2 separate regions of the Homo sapiens genome follow, and region 1 is linked to region 2. Evidence: chromatin contacts called from ENCODE Hi-C or POLR2A ChIA-PET data. All regions are on one chromosome and are shown on one strand. The core of a region is the stretch at or near the end of the contact, and the rest is flanking DNA. Distances in the headings are between cores, read along the strand shown. Region 1 holds the start of PAPSS2 (3'-phosphoadenosine 5'-phosphosulfate synthase 2). Region 2 overlaps LOC105378412 (a long non-coding RNA gene).

Region 1 (3,473 bases), core at 604-3,103, 54 kb before region 2:
ACCCTCCGGCCCTCAAATTTCTCACTGCTTCTGACTGTGCAGAGCCCCCGCAATTGATTTGTAATGACCCTGTTCTCAAACCCTCCTCTTCCTGGGCTCCTGCCGACTGGAGGCATCAAGAGGAGAGACCACCTCGTCCCTTTCTAATGCTTGACAAAGTCCCCCATCACAACTGAGAAGGAATTCTTGATGCAAGCAGGAAGGTGGGAATTAAAACCCCACTGATATAAAAAGCTACTGGCACAGCGGCTTGCCATTTAGAAGACACTATTTAGGATTTTACAGAAATTAATCGCATTAAATAGGAACAAAATACAAGTGATTTTCATTTATTATTTCAAAAATATGTTACAACGCTGAGAGTCCCCCACTTAAAAATTACTCCTGAGAAAGGCAGCTGGATTTTGATAAATGTCCCTTCCCAAATTGATGCCACCTACACCCTGGACCCTCCTGCTGGTCCAGTATGGTCCCTGGAGCCACAGAGCCCCCACCCTGTTCTCTTGCTGCTCAAATGACCCTTCTAGCCCTGCATGGCCCCTCCACACTCCTTCCCCACTTCTTGGCTTTATATTTTGTTTTTTTTTTTAAACCTCTCCCCGGCCCACCACAAATACACCTCAAAGATATTTCGGTAATACACATTATATAAGAATAAACATTTATCAGGCACCTACTATGTGTCCATTGCACGTCTATCTACTAGAGAGAGGTCAACCCATTCAGTAACCAGTACAATCATCTGAGGCTTGCAGGGTGGTGGCTGAAGATAGAATGTTCAGCGGCCAAACTGCTGAGTAGGATTTTATCAAGGCTTGCTGACCACATCTGACGTGGCCCCAGTGCTGTCTAGAAGGCGCCATCCAACTCTAAGAGTCTATGATTACTGCTCCCGGTTTTTTTTTTTTTTTTTTTTTTTTTTTTTTCAGTTTATTGGGGTATAATTGACAAATAGAACTGCTGCCATTTTTAAGAATGCAAAATTTATAGGTGCCCATGTTGCTGGGAAAGAAACTTTTCTCTTTGACACGCCCTCATATTTCCCATTAAAGGAGGACAGCTCAGATTATTAATTCTGGGTAAAAGTGTGCCTCCTCAACACAGTCCCCTCATCTTACTCCACCAAACCGAGGGGCACCCTCACCCCTCATTACTGAACTCGAGATGCCACCCAATGCCGAAATCAAGCTAGAGGGCTAAATCCCGCCAGTGTAGAAATGCAATTTCCTCCAGTTTGCTTTGATAATTGCAGTTTCCTCTATGAAAGTCCGTCATTAAAGCCCACTCCAAGGAAGTTCCCATAGACAAAACCCCAGCGACCAGACCTGGCAGAACGGGAGTCAGCTCGATCTGCTCCGAGACCCTACAGAAGAAAAGGCGGGTCTGGAAGAGCTCTTGGGAAAGAAAGGGGATTTCCTGTCCCTGGTCCTGGATCTAGATCCGGACCCACTTGAGAAGCTCGGGAGGTCTCTCGCGGGCGCGGCGACCCCAAGGAGCGCAGATTCCCAGAGTCGCGGGGTGGAGAGGGGCTGCGGGGCGAGGACTGCCCCGGGAATTCCACACAGAGCCTCTTTCTCTTGCTTCCCTCCGTGCCCCACTCTTACTCCTCCTCCCGACGCCCCCTCCCGGGGAGGGTGGGACCCAAGTGCCGGGGAATTGGGGGTTGGGGGTCGGCGCGTGCAGTGCGGTGGCGGGGAGGGAAGCCGGCGCCTGGAAGCCTACCGTCTTTTGCTTCTTGATCCCCGACATGCTGGCTGGCTGCGGCGGAGCCCGGGTCCCGGGAGCAGAGACCGAAGGACGCAGGGACGGCGGCGGCGGCGGCGGCAGCAGCAGCAGCAGCAGCAGCAGCGGCTGCCGGACTCCCGGGAAGGAGGTATAAAAAGGCTCCGCAGACACGTCGCACTTCCCTTGACCAGCCCCCTTCTCCTACTCCTCCTCCCGCCACGCTCCTCTCCGCCCCGTCGGTTCCGCAAGCAGCGCCCAGCCTTGGGGACCCGGCCGCCGCCGCCTAGGCGGGGTCCCCGGCCCGGCCCCTACTCGCGGGCGCGCGCTCCGCCAGCCCCGGTCCCGGGCGAGACCTTGCAGCGGAGCGGCAGATGGCACGCCCGGCACGCGGCCTGGGGTCAAGTTCACCCCGCCCGCCCCACCCCCAGAGGGTCCCAGAGCGTCCTCCACTCCCCTCACCAGCCTCCCGCGCCTCTTCAAGGAAGTCTTCCTGCCTCTAGGACCTAAGAGCTTATTTGGTTAAGGGCAAGGATGCTTGAAGCCGCCAGGTTTGTTGGCAGGATCCTCATATGCAGTAGTAAAAACGAAGGTTCACACTCATGGATCCTTACAATGCACTCCGCTGGGCTCTGCCTTAATTCTCATGGGCCCCCTCCATCCTGCCCCGACCCCGGGCAGCAAGTCCTACTATCTTCCAGTTTTACAAACGAGCAATTGAGGCTTTCAGACTTTGCCAAGATTATATTCCAAATGAGGGGATTCAAACCCAGGCTGACAGCCTCCTCAGTGCAGGCTTTCTTCACCAGCATCATCACACATGGTGATAACTCCCAAGGTTCACAGCTTGTCTGTTCACTATGCATCGTGCTGAGGGGCTTCCATGCACTTCCTCCATTCCCGCTCACAACAGTATCGTCAGGTTACAGGTATGGGCCTGTGGAGGCACGGCCCCTCCTCACAACGACAAGCAAGTGGCAATGGCCAATGGAAGCCCAGCAACTTGTTTCAGTCCACCCCCAAAGTAGCACTTCTGTTCCACTGGAATGGGCCCTGAGGAGGAGGAAAAGGAGGCACAAGATGAGCAGGCTTAGGCCTAGGGCGCCAAGATTTTACCAGAAGGCAGTATGGGGCAACCCTCTGAACGAACCCAAAGGCAGTATGGGGCAACCCTCTGAACGAACCCAAATGTCAAGGCCAAGTAGAGGTGAGGGAGAGAAGCTCTAGTGACAAGCACTTTGGGGGCAGTCACTGGGTCTCACACCCCTTGTACCTTAACTGACTCCTTGTGTAATGCTACAAACGGATGGATATGACCATACTCTCAAAAGAAGTAACGTAACACACAAGGGCCACACTTCTCATTCCCACTCTAGTGTTCCTGCTGTGAAAGAGTTGGAGTAATATTCTATGGAGGTGAGGGATGGGACTTTTCTTTCATACCTAATTGTATTTCTGGAAGACTGCCAGCTTTCCAGACAGACACTTGATCTGAGTATTCATTGACTGCCCTTCGCCGTGGGAAGGTGGGAAAGAAAAATAAATCAGGAGTCAGAAACGTAAAAGGCAGCCTGCATGTCTGTACAGTCTAGAGTTGTAAGCTGATTTATTTTCTTACTCATTTTGAGTAAACTGCCACCACTGCCTTCCAATGTAAGCAGCTAGGGGCAAATACTGAGTTTGAGTTTCTGTTCTGCATACAAACTAGCACATTTTAAATGTATATGAAGTTTAAATAGCAACATCCTATT
Region 2 (3,235 bases), core at 541-3,040:
AATGAGTGCGCAAGTTGAGGCAAAACGGCTTTTTCCAGGAGTAAGAAAGAAAAGTTGGGTGAGAGGAAGGAGAAGATTGAAAAACTACCTATCAGGTACTATGCTTATTACCTGGGTGATGAAATAATCACACCAAACCCGTTGACACAAAATTTACCTATGTCACAAACCTGCACATGTACCCACCGAACCGAAAATAAAAGTTGGAAAGAAAAAAATAAAATAAAGAGAAGTCAATTGAACCTCTACCAGACAAGACAGAATCTGTGTCTACAGACAGGAATTATATTACATTGTTATCAATTATCTACAAATTACAAAGTTGTTAAAATTGCTCCCATACATTCCGAATCATACAACCTAGAGGGGTTATCCTTTAGAGTGTAGAACACTTTCAGCACACTTTGATTCTTTGTCAGCCTTTCCTTGTAATATTGATGATAGTAATTACAACTGAGTGCCTGCTGTGTACAGGCAATGCACTAAATGCTTCAAAAACATTATTTCATGTAATTCTTAGAAGAGCTTTATGAAGTAAGTATAATCATCCTCATTTTACAGATGATAAAACTATGTTCCCTCATGTGACAATGATGGGAGTGTTGCCTTCTCTCTTTGGGAACATAAGGACCAGATGAGAGCACTAGCTTGATGGCAAGGTCAGCTTAAAACACCCCAAGAAATGTGTTTCAAAATTCACTGCAGGTAAAACTGTCAGGGCTATATATTGAGTTTCATGGGCCTTATGTTCTCAGAGGGAAGACAACACTCCTATCATTGTCAATCCAGCAAGTGGCACAGAATTCACAGCCAGGTCGAATGCCAAAGCCCTTGCTCTTATCCTGGGATCTTCTCCTTGGGCTACTTTGTCCCTCTAAGTAAGTCTGCTACTGGGGGTTCAGCTTTACCCAAAATCATGACTACAGGCCGGGCATGGTGGCTCATGCCTGTAATCCCAGCACTTTGGGAGGCCAAAGCAAGAGAATCACTTGAGCCCAGAAGATCAAGACCAGCCTAAGCAACATAGGAAGACCTCGTCTCTACAAAAAATTTAAAAATTGGCTGGGTATGCTGATATGTGCCTGTAGTCCCAGTTACTCAGGAGGCTGAGGTGGGAGTATCACTTGAGCCCAGGAGGTCCAGGTTGCAGTGAGCTGTGATAACCAGTGTACTCTAGCCTGTGTGACACAGCAAGACTCTGTCTCCAAAAAAAAAAAAAAAAAAAAAAGCAAGCAAGCAAGAATGAAAAAAAAGTTAGTGACTACAGGATATTCAAGAGCCCTAAGCCAGTCCCACCATCTCCAGCCATTCATGCCTGTCTTGGTAACTGGGCTCCTGGCTTATTGCCTATGATCACATCATGGCCTTGTCCCCATTTTCAGGCAAGGCACCCTATGTAGTTCCCCACTCACTCTCTCCTGTTGTTGTCCCACCCATACCTCTATTCCTGCTTCAGGGACATCAGCTGATGTATCAGCCCATTTAGAACTCAGGGGGCTCATTCTTTCTATCTTCAATTTTTCAGGGACTCAAGTTTTGTCCATTTGCCTTCTCCTGCGCTTACCTGCTGGCCTGGGCTTCCTCCTTGTATGTAGTATGGGATTTTCCTCTAGGCATGTGCTTGTTCCAGGCCTGGCAACCCTCCTTCCAAAAAAGCCCTTCTTCTCAGACTCTCCTGTATTAAAATTCAAATGTAGATATTTCTTAGTTACTATCCTTCTCTCCTCAAAAGCACAGTAATCTCATGCCAAATGCCACGCTCAGGTATCTGCTTCTACTGTCTCTCCTATTGCTGCCAGCCAAGACTTGTAGGGAGAGGAAAGGGAAGGGGCAGGAAGTAACAATGCCCTTTATTCTCTGTTTTGCTGACTTCTTGCTCTCCTCAGCAGGAGGCCCCAGTGGTAACACATGGTTAGATCCATTGCGTTGAGTGATATTATACTACAGGAAGGAACGGTTATCTGTGTACAAAACATGGGCAGGTATGTAATTTCATGTCCTGTGAAACAATAGGAATAGAGCTTAAGAGTAAATCTTGGAATTTTCTCAGTTCTGGAAACTTCTATTTAGCCAATTGAATCCAGCCAAATGTTTCCTGGCTCAGGTCCCACTCACCCAGTGGGTGAAAAGCCTCTTGAATTCCTAACTACTTCTCAGCTCACAGGCAGAACTCTTTTGTAGGCCTGATCAATAAAGAAACCACATCTTTGTCAGGAAAGCCAGCCCCTGTCAAATTCTTCTGAGCTTTCTAGCTGGGTGAGAAATGATCCTTTCCGGGACCCTCAGTTTAAATGATTCCTCCTCTCTTTATGCTTCATACAACTTTGTTGCTGGGCTATAATACTTGTTAAAGTCTGTTTTCCTTCACGGTTGTTTATTTACTCTTCACTAGATTGTGAGTTCCTGCCTTACTCATTTTTATATTCCTGGGAAGCCTAATCCAGCGTAATAACTAGGGTCATGAATGAACTGGAGCTCTGAAATACAGAATACTGGCAAGAATAAGAAAAAGGCAAGGTCAATACAGACACCATTTAGACCTAGTCACTGGCATTTCTATAAGAACTATGGATTCTGAGATAACACAGGAAATCTGTGATACAGTTTAAAGAATTGTTTTGGAAGAGGCAGCACACAGTCCAAATTCTTGGAGCTCAACTCATGATTTCTGCAATCCATGTCTTTTTTAAAAGTAGTTTTACAATTAGGGAAGAATATGGAGTCACTTAGATTAGCTTTCTGTATGCAAAAGAAGGACAATAAGTACTATAGTGTTTGTTAAAACGTATTTTTCTTATATTTGAATCACTTATTTTATATTAAGGGTATTTTTTAAAAGTTCTTATTTAGGAATTCAGAAGGATCTAATAGTCAATGTCTATCTACATACTCAGTTGGAACCCATCGTTATTATTAATACACTTGATTCTTAAATTTGTACCAAGACAATGACATAAGATCTCACTTGCATGTGCTGTCCTCCAAAGAGTGGTAGATGCACATTTTACAATGTAGATTAAAAAACTCCCAAGGAAAACTTCATCTAAAGCAACTTTTATGCCCGCAGGTGCCCGGGAGAAACAAATGCAAATATTTCCTAGACAATGTGCCCTCAGACGAGGCCTCAGGCAACTCCCAGAGAAAGCACAACATATCTGGGCTCACAACTTTGAAAAAAATAATCAAGAAACATTCAAGAAAATCAGCTACCATAAATGAGAGACAGTAGAAAGAA

Evidence for each region. Hi-C counts contacts between places; a loop is a spot of excess contacts on that map. ChIA-PET counts read pairs that join two places held with the same protein, here RNA polymerase II (POLR2A).
Region 1: a loop to region 2 is called in a map of ascending aorta, with 1.9 times the contacts of the local background. The contact joins the promoter of PAPSS2 here to the enhancer-like site in region 2. A Hi-C loop is called at or near these places in 2 of 168 maps with a recorded cell type or tissue (Caco-2 and ascending aorta). POLR2A ChIA-PET finds 5 or more read pairs at or near these places in 1 of 52 experiments (AG04450).

Annotation. Positions count from the first base shown.
Region 1 is chr10:87,658,258-87,661,730 of GRCh38, reverse strand. PAPSS2 (3'-phosphoadenosine 5'-phosphosulfate synthase 2) reads right to left here and starts at 1,853. Exons shown (of 13, transcript NM_001015880.2): 1 at 1,723-1,853. The coding sequence starts at 1,749. RefSeq lists a silencer at 1,866-2,105.
Region 2 is chr10:87,604,741-87,607,975 of GRCh38, reverse strand. It overlaps LOC105378412 (a long non-coding RNA gene), which reads right to left. Exons shown (of 3, transcript XR_946171.2): 2 at 1,565-1,675; 3 at 1-28. Among named protein-coding and RNA genes, the nearest start is that of PAPSS2, 54 kb to the left of the region's middle. Within about 2 kb of position 1,790, at least 2 of the 41 ENCODE cell types and tissues checked have a DNase peak (open chromatin) inside an H3K27ac peak, as active enhancers do.